Regions from separate parts of the Homo sapiens genome. Here region 2 is linked to region 1. Evidence: chromatin contacts called from ENCODE POLR2A ChIA-PET data. All regions are on one chromosome and are shown on one strand. Each heading gives the region's core, a stretch centred on a gene start or an enhancer-like site at or near the end of the contact. The rest is flanking DNA. Distances are from core to core; before and after follow the strand shown. Region 1 holds the start of STAT1 (signal transducer and activator of transcription 1). Region 2 holds the start of CFLAR (CASP8 and FADD like apoptosis regulator).

The links. ChIA-PET counts read pairs that join two places held with the same protein, here RNA polymerase II (POLR2A).
Region 2: POLR2A ChIA-PET joins it to region 1 with 6 read pairs in GM12878. The contact joins the promoter of CFLAR here to the promoter of STAT1 in region 1. POLR2A ChIA-PET finds 5 or more read pairs at or near these places in 2 of 52 experiments (GM12878 and activated CD4-positive, alpha-beta T cell).

The regions. Positions count from the first base shown.
Region 1 is chr2:191,012,465-191,016,209 of GRCh38, forward strand. STAT1 (signal transducer and activator of transcription 1) reads right to left here and starts at 1,707. Exons shown (of 25, transcript NM_007315.4): 1 at 1,554-1,707; 2 at 1,061-1,214. RefSeq lists enhancers at 1,060-1,379, 1,990-2,189, 2,220-2,299, 3,078-3,127 and silencers at 1,470-1,669, 1,700-1,939.
Region 2 is chr2:201,114,297-201,118,361 of GRCh38, forward strand. It overlaps CFLAR (CASP8 and FADD like apoptosis regulator), which reads left to right and starts at 1,868. Exons shown (of 10, transcript NM_003879.7): 1 at 1,868-2,185. It overlaps LOC105373836 (a long non-coding RNA gene), which reads right to left and starts at 2,388. Exons shown (of 3, transcript XR_923785.3): 1 at 648-2,388. RefSeq lists enhancers at 1,854-2,113, 3,754-3,803 and a silencer at 2,144-2,353.

The DNA of each region.
Region 1 (3,745 bases), core at 457-2,956:
TCAGTCTCATCTACTCACAAAACCTGTTACCAACTCAGGGAGTGGCATGGCCATCTCCCAGTCACTGAGCTCAAATCTCAGATTTAGGGTTGATTCCTTCCACTCCATCCCAAGACCTGCTCCTTCCTGTCTCCAACATTCTACCTTCCCAGTCCAGCCTCTGCTGCCCACAGATTGGACCACATCAATCTCCTGTGCAAAAATCCTATGATCTGTCCATTCCTAGGCAGATTTCCACCCCACCCCATCTTCATCCATCAACAAAGCAACCCAGTCACCAAATCATTTACTGTTTTTCAACTGTGCCCAACATTTCTGCTTTGCTCCAGCTACTCGCCCTTGGAAACAGCCTCTCCACAAATTTTTGCGTCTCTAAATCCTATAGCATTCAAAGCTATGTACAAAAGCCCCTTCTTTCATAAAGTTGTCTGAGACTTACTCACAATTAAGCTTTCTTTGACTTGCGTCTCACTGAATTCTGTACCTCTATTAGAGCATCGGTTCCAGTTTTCCTTGTAAAGCTCTGTGATGCCTCCAGAGTCCCCGGCGGGGGAAGGTGGGTGGGGAGGGGGTAGAGTAGTGGGGTATTTTGCTTTTTAACATCTTATGGACCTTGGACAGTGCCCTGCATATACTATGTGCTCGAAACAGTTTGTTGAATTGAAATTATGTATATTTCAGACGGAATTAGAAAGTAAAAAGCAAACCATATTATGATCTCACAAGTGTGAGTCCAGCATCCTCATTAAGCAATGGTTGCACAATGGACTGTGCTGGAGGCTCAAGTCCTGTTTCTGTTCTATGAAAATAACTCCTTATCTATACAAACAACATTCAAAGCACAATCAACCACACCTCTGCATACCTACCACAGAACTCTTCAGTACCGGCCAGAAATTTTTTTAAGACTATATTATTTTGGGGTGGGGGGTCTGCAAAAACTAAACATCACTTTTAAACTCTAGGAAGACATTAAGCCCTTCCATCTTTGAACATAGAAACATAATTAAGATTCCGAAGTCATGTACTCATTCATCTGATTCCATGAACATTTACTGACCTGCCACCTTGTGCCCCAACAAGGGCCTGGGGATTCAACCAAAGGAGCAGCTACGCACAGCACGTTAGGTGCCAAGACTGTCGAGGTTATATACACAGAGTGCGAACGTTAACCTAGACAGCTCTCGAGGATGGCATACAGCAAATGAAACTTTCTGCGAAAAGAAGAAAACGTGACTGATGGAAAGGGGTGGAAACGGGAGAAAGTGACGGTAAATGGGAAGGTGCAGTGCCTTCTAGAGGAAAATTATATTTCACAAGTCCTCTTCACTGCCAGAGCACGACTGGCAAGGACAATCGTGCTGAGCAGTGCCATCTCCGAGAACAGGTGGCACTGCTCGCACTTGGAATACTCAGGACGCGTTCTTCCTCTGGGATCACTATTCGCGGGTCAGCACAGACGGCCCGTCCTCGCCCGGCGTCCAACTGCACGGCCCGAGGACTCTGTCCCTGCGCGTCCCACCCCCGGCACCCGGAACCTCACGGCCACTCACTCTGCGCGCAGGATCCGGAAGGGCTAGGCGGGGGCGCGGCGGTGCAGCCTCTCCCGAGCGCGCTGGGTCGCCTCTGCTCGGTCTGGGGTCTGCCAGGCGCGATCCCCCCGGTGCAGCCGAGCCCCTCCGCAGACTCTGCGCAGGAAAGCGAAACTACCCGGCAGGAGAAAAGGCAGCGCTGGCGCCCGGCCCCCTTCCGCCCCCACCAATCACCGGGCGGCTCCGCGCTCAGCCAATTAGACGCGGCTGTTCCGTGGGCGCCACCGCCTCCCTCTGCGGGCCGCTGCTCCGCCCACGCGCTGGGGTATTTCCGCCGGCTTCCGGCGGGGGCCGCCGGCTGGGTGAGCTGCAGCCCAGTCCCGTGTTGCCACGCTGGGAACTGGCGTTCTGTTTACATATCTTAGAGAACGATCAGAAGGACGTGCTGTGTTTGCAGAAGCCCAAACTTGGAGGTCTCTGTAGTAGTTTCATCGCCGAGAATCCAGGCAGAGGACAGATTTGGCGACGTCGTCATTCTAGAAGCTCCCTTTAGCAACTGACCTCCGTGTTGCTAAACCCAGGGAACGCTTTTCTGTTTTTCTCACTTTACTTGACAGCTCGGAAGCATGGGGCAGAGTTGACGCCTTTGTTCTTGAAACACGTTTCTTCCTTGGTCATGATGATAACACATCCTTCTTGCTTTTTCCTGCCTCTGGCATTCTTTCTACATTGCCTCCACCTCCACTATCAAACCATTATATGTTAAGGTTGTCAGGGTCCAGACATTCGTCAGCTTCTTTACCTGGGCTTCTCCTAAACGCTGTGCTGTGATGACCTCACCCACAGCTTCAGTTTCCTTCTAGATGGAGGAGTCTTAAATGCTTATCCCGTCCACACCTCTCCTCTGGGCTTCACACCTACAACTCCCACTTGCCTCTCCACTTGTATGTGCAGTGAGCTCTACAAACTATGTTCAGAACCAAACATCTTTCTCCTCAAACCTGCTCTTTTTCTAGAAATGGCACATGACAGATACCTAGGATTCATAGTTGACATTGCCTTCTCCCTCACCTCGCAACACCTGATCCTCAAATCTTAATTGATTCTTCCTCCTAAATATTTCCCAAGTCTCATTTACTCTGCTCCATCTCTTCTGCTGCCTCCTTCTGCAGTAGATTCCCGAATGGCTGCCTCACTTCAGCCCTTATCTACCTTTTAATCCATTCTCCATACAAGAGTTTGAGTGTTTTTTTTTTTAATTGAAAAGCAGATCATGTCATTTGCCAACCTGAAAATCCTTCCATGGCTTTTCTTTGCTCTTATAAAATTCAGTTTCTTAATACATACTATAAAGCCCTGGTTGCCCGATCTCTTTGTCCAACCCCATAATGTGCCACTCTGCTTTGCTTACTTCAGCATTTAGTTCTTCAAATAAACCACACTCTCCAAACTCAGGGACTTCTCACCCTGAGTTTGGAAAACCCCTTGAGCCAACATCTGCTTCACCCAACTCTTCGCTGGCTAACTCATCTTTTAGATCTTAGTTTAAAAATCTCAGCTTAAATGTCACTTCTCCAGGTAGGCATTGCTGAAGCCAGACAAACTAAATCTTTTTGGACTATATGCTCATAAAATCAATTAGTTCCTTCAAGTAGACGGGATTTGAGTCAAGCCTTGAATAATTAGGCACTTTGGGGTAGGAGAAGGATCTGAATAATTTCCCATGGATATGCCTATATGTGTGTGTATGAGTTTTTTTTCTTTGCACATCTATTTGTTCTTCTTGTCACAAATGCACCCTCACAAAGCAAGTTAGCAGTGAAATTAGACTTCTCTGCCAAGAGATGCCACGGCACCAAAAGTGTCCCTTCTGCTCTTACTCACCCAAGAACCAAGACAATGTTTTACTGTTCTCTGAAAAAAGCTGTATTAATCCATTTTTAACGCTGCTAATAAAGACCTGAGACTGGGCAATTTACAAAATAAAGAGGTTTAATGGACTTACAGTTCCACATGGCTGGGGAGGCCTCACAATCATGGCGGGAGGCAAGGAGGAACAAGTCACATCTTTCATTGATGGCGGCAGGCAAAGAGCTTGTGCAGGGAAACTCCCATTTTTAAAATGATCGGATCCTCGAGACTCATTCACTATCACAAAAACAGCGCAGGAAAGTCTCGCCCCCATAATTTAATCACCTCCCACCAGTTTCCTC
Region 2 (4,065 bases), core at 618-3,117, about 10 Mb after region 1:
GATCCACCCGCCTCAGCCTCCCAAAGTGCTGGGATTACAGGCATAAGCCATTGCGCCGGGCCACAAATTTTTTTTTAAAGAATTAGCTGGGCATGGTGGCACCTGTAGTGGCACACCTAGCATGGTGGCATGCTAGGACCTGTAGTCCTAGCTACTCAGGAGGCTGAGGCAGAAGGATCACTTGAACCTGGGAGGTTAAGGCTGCAGTGAGCTGTGATCGGGTCACTGCACTCCAGCCTGGAGTGAGACCCTGTCTCAAAAACAAACAAAAAACCAAACTTGGATAACTGACAGAGTTTAGGATAGAATTACATGGAAAAACCAACAAAACAAGACAATTATTAACTCCAGAAAAAACTAAAAGTTGTGTGGGAAAGGAAAAGTAATCATAGTTTGGTACATAACTTGGCTGTGACTACCGTTTACATGATTATAATAGCATATATACTGAAGATTAATCAAACAGAATATAACTATCTTGGGAAGATGGAGAGATTAAAAAAAAAGGTTGGGGGTGAATATGGGGTGAAAGTGATGGAGAAAAAGAGCTGAAGTCTCCTCTGGTGTCTCAGCACTCCACCCAAGGTAGAGCCTCTGGATGGAAGAAGGAATCTCCCACCTCTCCACCACACTCCCCCAGGATTTACCTTCAGCATCAGGTAGCTAGGGGCAAGATGAGAAATGCTGATATGCTGGTCTCTGACTGGGAGCTGTGGGAAGAGAGAGGTTCTGAGTTGCAGCAGTCTGGAGTGGAGTCTCTTGCTGAACAAAGGGAGAGGTTTGGTTTAAATACCACAGACTGACTCTCACATTCTGATCCAAGAGTTTTCATAGATTTTTTGGAACAGATGTTTCTTCATTTGCTGTTTGCCCTTAGGACCATTTCAAAGGCTTTAAATGGTTAATGGTTGTTTGTTGTTTTAAATAATTTTCAGTTTCACTAGGGGTGAATCCCGAGCTCTTCATGCCGTCCTGCTGTTAGTCTCTCTTGGTATTATTCTTCACCTTTCCTGTGAGTTTAAAATTATCTCAAGAAAAGTTAAAGCTCTTTAAGAATCACAATAAAGTAGTTATTAGGAATAAATAAAAACGTAGAGGGGCGCGGTGGCTCACGCCTGTGATCCCAGCACTTTGGGAGGCCGAGGCGGGCAAGGATCACTTGAGGCCAGCAGTTGGAGACCAGCCTTGCCAACATGGTGAAACCCCATCTCTACTAAAAATACAAAAAAAAAAAAAAATTAGTCGGGCATGGTGGCTTGCACCTGTGGTCCCCGCTACTTGGGAGGCTGAGGGCTGGATGGTTTGAGAGCGGGAAATCCAGGCTGCAGTGAGCTGTGATGGCGCCACTGCCTTCTAGCCTGGGCGACAGCGCGAGACCCTGTCTCAAGAAGGAAAACAAAAAAAAACAAACAAAAACATACACACAAAAAACCACAAAGTGTGTTCACGTTTGCTATGACTCCCAGACAACAATTGTAAACACTCGCGCCGGGCGTGGTGGCTCACGCCTGTAATCCCAGCACTTTGGGAGGCCGAGGCGGGCGGATCACGAGGTCAAGAGTTCGAGACCATTCTGGCCAACAGTGAAACCCCGTCTCTACTAAACACAAAAATTAGGCGGGCGTGCTGGCGCGTGCCTGTAGTCCCAGCTACTCGGGAGGCTGAGGCAAGAGAATCGCTTGAACTAGGAAGGCGGAGGTTGCAGTGAGCTGAAATTGCGCCACTGCACTCCAGCCTGGGCCACAGAGCGAGACTCTGTCTCAAAAAAGAAGGAAAGAAAGAAAGAAAAAAAAAAACACTCGCAGTGTTTACTCCTAACGCGTGGAACTTGTGTCGACATCCACCCCCGGTTACTGCATACTCAGTCACACAAGCCATAGCAGGAAACAGCGAGCTTGCAGCCTCACCGACGAGTCTCAACTAAAAGGGACTCCCGGAGCTAGGGGTGGGGACTCGGCCTCACACAGTGAGTGCCGGCTATTGGACTTTTGTCCAGTGACAGCTGAGACAACAAGGACCACGGGAGGAGGTGTAGGAGAGAAGCGCCGCGAACAGCGATCGCCCAGCACCAAGTCCGCTTCCAGGCTTTCGGTTTCTTTGCCTCCATCTTGGGTGCGCCTTCCCGGCGTCTAGGGGAGCGAAGGCTGAGGTGGCAGCGGCAGGAGAGTCCGGCCGCGACAGGACGGTACGTGCCCCGCGCTCGACCCCCGCGCTGGCGGCGCCGGAGCTGTCCCAGACCCCAAGCCCCGACGCCCGGCCCTGAGTCAGCATTGCAGCAGGCCCTGCGCCGCCGCGCCCCGCGTCCCACCCCGCGCCGCTCCTCACAGCCCTGCGCTCCGGGAAACTGCAGGTGGCCGGCAGTGGCCAGGGGATGGCGGGGGCGCTTCTGGAACCTGACTCAGTTTTGTAGGTTCCTTATCTCGGTTGTTTACCGCGGGCTTTGCGGAATGCCCCCGCTTCCGTTTCCGCCCGGCTCCGAACCCCCGAACCCCTTCTACCCGCAACTCCGCCCCGGATTCCCAGAAAGGGGCGACCTGGGCCACAGCGGTACAAGCTGCACCCCGATGGACCTGAGAGACCGGAAGTAACCCTTGGCCAACTCTGGCCGCCCCCTGCAGCCGCAGCCCCAGAGGCCCACCCGCGAGCTTCAGTGGCGGGCCCTCAGCGTCGTGTAAACTTTGCTTAAAATGATCTTGAGAGTTCAATTCTTGGGGTGAACTGTTGAGAAGATCTGGCATTTTTCCTTTCGAAAGTTGTTGGGAACGTGGACTTTCCCAACAATTGTGTATGCGCTCGATCTCACTCAGTGGGAGCCGCCGCCCTGGAGGGAATTTCACAATAGCCTGGTCAGGGCGGTTATTTTCCAGAGCAGTTTAATGTCTATTTTGCCCAAGTGCAAGGAAAGCTTGCCTTGGGAAAGCTGGGAATGCTTGGCTAATGAAAAGTTTTTAGAGCCTTTTAAAATGAACCTGTTTCTGCCACTTTTCCACCGCCTCAAAACGACTGGGAAATGTAAACTGGCTTCAAGATGTTCTTGCTTGAGGGTGTCTGGATTTGGACAGAAGGCCATGTTCTTTTAATATTAACAGTGGCACGCAGTAGAACAAAGGCCACTGAAATTCAGAATCAGTTTTTGGCTCCACGGGCAGGAAGTAAATTCAAGGACGCCAGAGGTCTTGCGAATATTTTAATTGGTTGACATTTGAAATTTGTTCTTAAGCAATGAGGGGTGAAACCAGTAGGGGGATAGCGTATAGCATAAGTAAAGCTTTTTGGACATCAACAAACTGCGATAATCTACAACAGACAGCGGGCTCTGGAAGGTTTGACCTGCTTTAGAGAGAGATTTCCGATAAGAGGAACGGAGTTTTTGGCACTTTTCGGTTTGGTGATTCCCCTAAATAACCTTACAAAAGTTTCGTTGAACAAAAAACCTGGCTGGAGCTCCAAGATCTTTTTTTTTTTTTTTTTTTTTTGAGACAGCATTTCACTCTTGTTGCCCAGGCTGGAATGCAATGGCACTATCTCTGCTCACCGCAACCTCCGCCTGTCGGGTTCAAGCGATTCTCGTGCCTCAGCCTCTCAAGTAGCTGAGATTACAGGCATGCACCACCATGCCCGGCTAGTTTTGTATTTTTAATAGAGACGGGGTTTCTCCATGTTGGTCAGTCTGGTCTCGAACTCCTGACCTTAGGTGATCCGCCCGCCTCGGCATCCCAAAGTGCTGGGATTACAGGCGTGAGCCACCATGCCCGGCCCAACTCCAAGATCTAAACAAAAAAGACTGGGTTGAAAGGGAGTTTTTAATGTTTACTGTTTGCTTTACATCCATTTTCTTGTTTTGTTAATACTTGCTTTACTTAAGCTTTTGGGTCAAATGTCCTCGTTAAAATGGCTTTCTCTAGCGACTTTATGTTTTACGTTTCTGTTTGTAACTGACATTTGACCTTCTTTTAACACGGTATTACTTGCTTCCTTATACCGGTTTCCAAGGTGAAGCCATTTGCAGGGTCGCTGGGTTTCCCCCTCCCCCCGAAAGTCTTGCGCGACCCGGGGTGGGCCGGA